2 separate regions of the Homo sapiens genome follow, and region 1 is linked to region 2. A link is an interaction called in ENCODE POLR2A ChIA-PET data of the cell type or tissue named here. Cell type or tissue: Caco-2. All regions are shown on one strand. Each heading gives the region's core, and the rest is flanking DNA. Links, peaks and the distances in the headings are about the cores only. Region 1 holds the start of AKAP12 (A-kinase anchoring protein 12). Region 2 overlaps MTHFD1L (methylenetetrahydrofolate dehydrogenase (NADP+ dependent) 1 like).

Region 1 (2,904 bases), core at 101-2,600, 140 kb before region 2:
CCTCAAATTTGACATACCGCAAATTTAACTATTAAACATGGTTATCCACATCTTTCTACAAGGTATCACAAGGGTACCTTTGTGATACAAGGGTATCACAAAATCAGTAGAGTGAAGCCTTGCTAATGAACACATGCGCTGGAAAATAGATCTAAAATACCACGACCAGAACAAGCCACAGTCTTGGCGGCTGTCCTGGCCCACAAGAAATATTCCAGCCTTGAAGACTGAAGCCGATAAAATGCAGTCGTTTCAGCACTGCGTCCAGGGAAGAGTACCCGGAATGCTCGTTACACTGACCCCATCCTTTGAGAACTTCTAGCCACTCTAGCGTGTGTTTGGCCAACTGAGTCTGCAGGCAAAGCGCTGAGCGAACGCGAGGGCGCTGGCTGGTTTGCGAAACCTGTCATTCCTTCTGGAAACGCAGCGCCTGCCCAGGTTTTTCCTGGCTCTGAGCGAGCTACACCCCAGGCTTTCTCTGCCTCGGGAAGGCGGTGCCTGCTCGGGCCGCTGCCGCAGGAGGACTGGGTACCAAACCCGCTCGCTCCAGGCACCGCTGGCATCCAGGGCGGTACGCGACGGGGAACCCGAGGGTGGCTGGGCTCCCCGGCGGGCTCCACCACGAGTCCTGGCCTCACAGCTGACTTTCCGCATCTCGGAGCTCCGGAGGCCCGGCCCGGGGTCCATTCTCCACGGATCCCCCTCCGCGCAGCTCCTCCGCCTCGGGCTGCATGGCTCCCACCGGAAGAGTGCGCAGAAAGGCTCAGCCGCCGTGGGCAGGGCGCGGGTTTTATTATTGCGCATGGCGCAGTCGCCTCCCCTGGAGACCCGCGACAAAGATGCAAGCCCCCCGCCGCGCTCGCCGCTGCTCTGGCCCCGCCCCGGCGCGAAAGACCCTGAAAAGCCTCCAAAGAGGGGTTCGCACTCCTGAGTTTGCAGATGCGGCTGGATGGGCTGGGAAGTTCTCTCGGCGGAAATCGGAGGGACCCCCCCACCCCCACCCCCACCCCCAAAGACCCGCGCCTCCCGGCGCAGGTGGCCCGGCACGCCCGTACCTTGGTGGCGGGGTCCGAGGCAGCGATGGCGGGGTCCGCGGTGGTGTCTGGCGCCGCCTCGGCCGAGGGGCCGCCGCCGCTGGGCTCGGGCTCAGCCGGCGTGGAGCTCCCCTCGGGCGGCTGCTCCGGGCTGCGCTGCTCGGTGGAGCTCCCGGCGCCCATGGCTCCTCCGCACTTCTCCCGCGCCTAGCCGCCGGGTTACGCCTTCCCCAAGCCGCAGGGACAGGGGCAAGAGCCAAAAGACGCGCGCCCGCGAGGTCCCGAGAGCGCCTTCCTTCGCCGCCAGCCGACTGCGAACGCGCCCAGCCTGCGAATGAAGGAGACGCGCTCGCGGCAAACTCCTTAAAAGAAAAGGAAAAAAAAAAAAAGGCCACCTCTTAGCCTCCGCCCCCCTCCCCCCGGTTTTTCCCTCGCTTCATCACATGAGCACAGCCCCAGACACGCCCTGCAGCAGCATCTGCCCCCAGGCTGCCGGGACCAGAGGCGCTGCGACGCGCCAGCCCAGGTCCAGGCAGCCGCCCACCCGGCCCTCGGGCGCCTCCCGTTTCTAACAGGGCGACTAGAGCTGCGGGGACGACCCAGGGCCTCAGAAGGCAAGAGAGCAGGGGAGCAAAAAGCCTGCCGGGGACACTGGATTCTCTGGGGTTTATTAAATGATGGATCACCCAAGGCAGGAGCTTCTGCTGCAGCCGACTTTCAGCTCGCCCAGGAGCGAGTCCGAGTCCCCATTTGCTTTCCTGCAGATTGTGTTTAACTCCAAACATTTGTTCCAGCCTCCTCCCCATTAGCAGGAGAAAGGCAAGCGCTCCCTGGCTCCTCCTGAGTCCGACCATATTTGGGCACCTCACGTGGCAAGAGCAGGGAACCGAGAGGTTAACGCAGTCAGGCCACGGATGAGGTGGGCCACGCAGGCCCACGCTCTCCTATCCTCCGGAACAAGTGATGTCAGGCGATGCCATCAGCAGTGCTAGCCGCCCCCCTTCCCCCGGGGAACGGGGGGAAATGAGGCTGTTACCGGAAATGTGCCCGTCCTTCTTTGAGGGCCTGTGCTGGAAGTTACCCATCCAGGCCACCTCTGCTCCGCGCGATGCCGACACATGACAGCATAGATCTGTTCCTTTGCCGTCAGCCTTTCTCAAAAGATGAAGACTTTAAATAATACCAGCACAAGTGGCTTGCATCCTTTCATTTCCGACCCTTGAATATAATATGTATTACATGAGCATGGCAGCCAATCAATAAGTATTTGAACTAAATTAAATTTGTAGCTGGATTGCTTGGCGCAAAGCATTAAGGCTTTGGGGCTGAAAGACAAAATTTATTCCAGTTGTAACTAGCAACCGAGTGCCCCAGTTTTCACAAATACTTTGAATCTCCATTAAGAATGAAGAAACCAGCCTGGTTAACATAGCGAGACCTTGTCTCTACAAAAAATAAAAAAATTAGCCAGGCGCAGTGGTGCACCTGTAGTCCTAGCTACTCAGGAGGCTGGGGACGCTGGGGTAGAAGGATGACTTCAGCCCAGGAATTCGAGGCTGCAGTGAGCTATGACTGTGCCTCTGCACTCCATCCTAGTCGACAGAGCAAGATTCTGTCAAAAAAAAAAAAGAAAGAAAGAAGGAAGAAACTTTCGGAATATTCACACCAAATTCCAGATAAATATCTCATACTCAGATTTAGTACAATTTTGTAGAAAGGGTGTAAGCAGTAGTTCAGCACTAGGATGTTTCATGCCTAATGAATTGCATGAATCGAATGGTACCCTGGGAACCATAGGTTAGTTACTCACCATCAAATTTGTTTTCTGAATTAATTTTTTTTCTTTTTCTTTTTTTGAGACAAGGTCTCG
Region 2 (2,904 bases), core at 124-2,623:
AGAAAAGATCCTGCAGGATGTGCCTGGGGGGCATCTAAGATATTTATGGTGACTATTTTCCTTACGCTGCCTAGAGGACAATCACTGCTTGTTTCTTCCTGAATCCTTGGTTTTGTTTTAACTTTTACGTAATTTTATATTATTGTAGGAAAAACTGGAAAACAAAGAAGGGTCAGGAACTCCCAGAGAGGGGAATAGGCCACAGAACATTCTCTACTACTAATTAAGGGTTGGGCAAAAGGAAAAACATTTTCCAAACACCTGACCTTTAAGAGCGACTTTTCCTAGCCCTGTGGGCCTTAGAAAGTTTAATGGCCATCGAGACTCATTCCTTGGTGGAAACTAGCATAAACCCATTTGTTTTAGGTAAGAGCAACTTCACTGGCGCTGGAAAATAGTTTTGGATACACAGTGCACTTCATTCCAAGAGATCTTACTAGAGATCCCCGACAGTCAGAAGATTTCCCGCTTGATCAGATATTTCTCGACGTGTGTTATTGCTTTGCTTGTCACAGTTTTCTAGGAAACTGGTGTCAGGTAACACTCCTAGCTGCCTCCCATGAGGAGTTACCTCTAGAGCGCAGAGTTTTATCTGGCACTGAAAACTTGCTGGTTGGTTTTCTAGATCCATGTTTATTTTCAGTTCAAAGACAAAGTAGAAAACTTGAGAGTGGAAAATGTTACCTTTTAGTTCACACTCCTAATCCCTTAGTCCCCATAAAATAAACATTCTAAAGTGTAAGCAGTAGAAATAATGGAAACTCCACAGAAACAGAAATAAATTAGTTTCTTTCAGTCTTGGTGGAGGTCCTTTTGCCGAACACCATACTCCACTGTGAACAGAATTCATCTTGAACGAAGAAGAAATCTTTGGCCTATTTCACCATGTCTCCAGCATTGCATAACAGACATTTTTCAAATTCAGTTTCTTCTCCAACTGCAGCAAAAAGGCAAAGAGTAGTCTGTTTCAGGAGTCTGAAAAATAGAAAAAAAAACCATGTTTGAGTAGTTTAAGAATAGCTTTCTCCTCTGGTGTTAAACCGTTAACATGTTATAGCTCTAGAGTTTGAGGCCAAAAGAAAATTCAAGAGCAGAGTGATGGTTCGCTAGATAAGGCTGATCTGTGTTTGGAATATTTTACTTAGCAGACGTGGAGAAGCAGAGTCTGCACCACTCTATAAGAGCAGGCACAGCTACGCCATGCAGCATTCTAAACTTCCCAAGAGATTTACTTGGGGATACTGGCAGAATTCCCAGAACTTCCAAGTTTGGGATCTACAGTTTGCAGGATCCTGTGGAATGAGAATATTTAGGATTTAAAAAAATTTTTTTTTAATTTTTTGAGACAGAGTCTCACTTTGTCGCCCAGGCTGGAGTGTAGTGGCGAGATCTCGGCTCACTGCAACCTCCGTCTCCCGGGTTCAAGCAATCCTCCCGCCACAGCCTCCGGAGTAGCTGGGATTACAAGTGTGCACCACCATGCCCGGCTAATTTTTGTATTTTTAGTAAAGACGAGGTTTCACCACGTTGGCCAGGCTGGTCTTGAACTCCTGGGCTCAAGTGATCCGCCTGCCTTGTCCTCCCAAAGTGCTGGGATTACAGGTATGAACCACCACGCCCAGCCTTGTTTAGGATTTTAGATAAGGAATACTGTCACCTTGGATTTTTAGGTTTTATAGAGTAGGCACAGAAAGCAATGTTTGAAAAATGCATTTAGGACAACATGGAAGTTCATGGTCCTGGAACTTAGTATTAAAGCTTTGCTGCTTTCTCCCAAAGGCTATTAAGATTCATTGCCATTCTTGAATCCTGTAATCTCTTAGAAAGAGAAATAAACTACATTAAAAAAAAAAAAAAGAAACAAAACAACACTTAAGTCCCAGAAAATAATGTGTTCACCTCTCTAAAATGTAAATGCAATATGTTGCCTTTAATCTGAACTTACACATGGAAGGACTTATCTTTTAGGCCTAGAAAGTGCAAACTCTGCTGAAATCCTGCGAGTTGGCCTCCCACAGATCACTGAGAGGTCTGGAGCCAGATAAGGTGCTTGGTTAGTTTCTAGACAGAAGATATTGATGAAGAGAGGGAACGAGGAGCTTCAAATACTCCCCTAACATCTGGTTCAAGTCAGGGGAATAAACAGAAAACAGGAGTATTATAAGCACAACAAAGATGAACAAAAATAAAATATTTCAGGCCAGGCGCGGTGGCTCACGGGTGGATCACGAGGTCAGGAGATCAAGACCATCCTGTCTAACACGGTGAAACCCCGTGTCTATTAAAAAAATACAAAAAAATTAGCTGGGCGTGGTGGCAGGTGCCTGTAGTCCCAGCTACTCTGGAGGTTGAGGCAGGAGAATGGCGTGAACCCGGGAGGCGGAGCTTGCAGTGAGCCGAGATCGTGCCACTGCACTTCAGCCTGGGTGACAGAGCGAGACTGCGTCTCAAAAAAAAAAAAAAAAAGAAAAGAAAGAAAATATTTCTTTCTTTTCTTTTTTTTTAAAGGAAGATGCCAGATGGCTGTTTTTACATTTATTTAAACAGAAAATGTGCACACGAGCTGTCTACTCATTTTCTTCGCTGCACAGCCTGGCACTGGGGTTGGTGACTGTGATGGCCAGTTGGGCAGCTCTTTCCACGATGGCTTTGCGGTTCTTGGAGGAAACATTGTGAGCGATCTCGGCACAAGTACGATTGTTGCACATCAGCAGCACTTCCAGCTCCTTGACGTTGTGGACCAGGAACTTCCGGAAGCCACTGGGCAGCATGTGCTTTGTTTTTTTGTTGCTCCCATAACCAGTGTTGGGCATCAAGATCTGGACCCTGAATCTTCTACGAACCCTGTTGTCAATGCCTCTGGGTTTCCACCAGTTACGCTTAATTTTGACATAATGGTCTGAC

Evidence for each region. Peaks named below come from ENCODE experiments on the same cell type or tissue, not always from the same donor. Only the 100,000 strongest peaks of a DNase experiment are listed, where the experiment ranks them.
Region 1: POLR2A ChIA-PET joins it to region 2 with 14 read pairs; 5 of 35 experiments call an interaction of 5 or more read pairs at or near these places.

The regions. Positions count from the first base shown.
Region 1 is chr6:151,238,876-151,241,779 of GRCh38, reverse strand. It overlaps AKAP12 (A-kinase anchoring protein 12), which reads right to left and starts at 1,813. Exons shown (of 5, transcript NM_005100.4): 1 at 1,721-1,813; 2 at 1,056-1,396. The coding sequence starts at 1,217. RefSeq lists enhancers at 846-1,423, 1,501-2,010. In Caco-2, for the core only: no CTCF peak of the experiment used is centred there; a DNase peak (open chromatin) is centred at 1,519.
Region 2 is chr6:151,099,597-151,102,500 of GRCh38, reverse strand. It overlaps MTHFD1L (methylenetetrahydrofolate dehydrogenase (NADP+ dependent) 1 like), which reads right to left. Exons shown (of 28, transcript NM_015440.5): 28 at 614-975. The region is part of intron 3 of LOC124901432 (a long non-coding RNA gene); the gene reads left to right. It also overlaps the pseudogene RPL32P16. Among named protein-coding and RNA genes, the nearest start is that of MIR12131, 1.6 kb to the left of the region's middle. In Caco-2, for the core only: no CTCF peak of the experiment used is centred there; no DNase peak of the experiment used is centred there.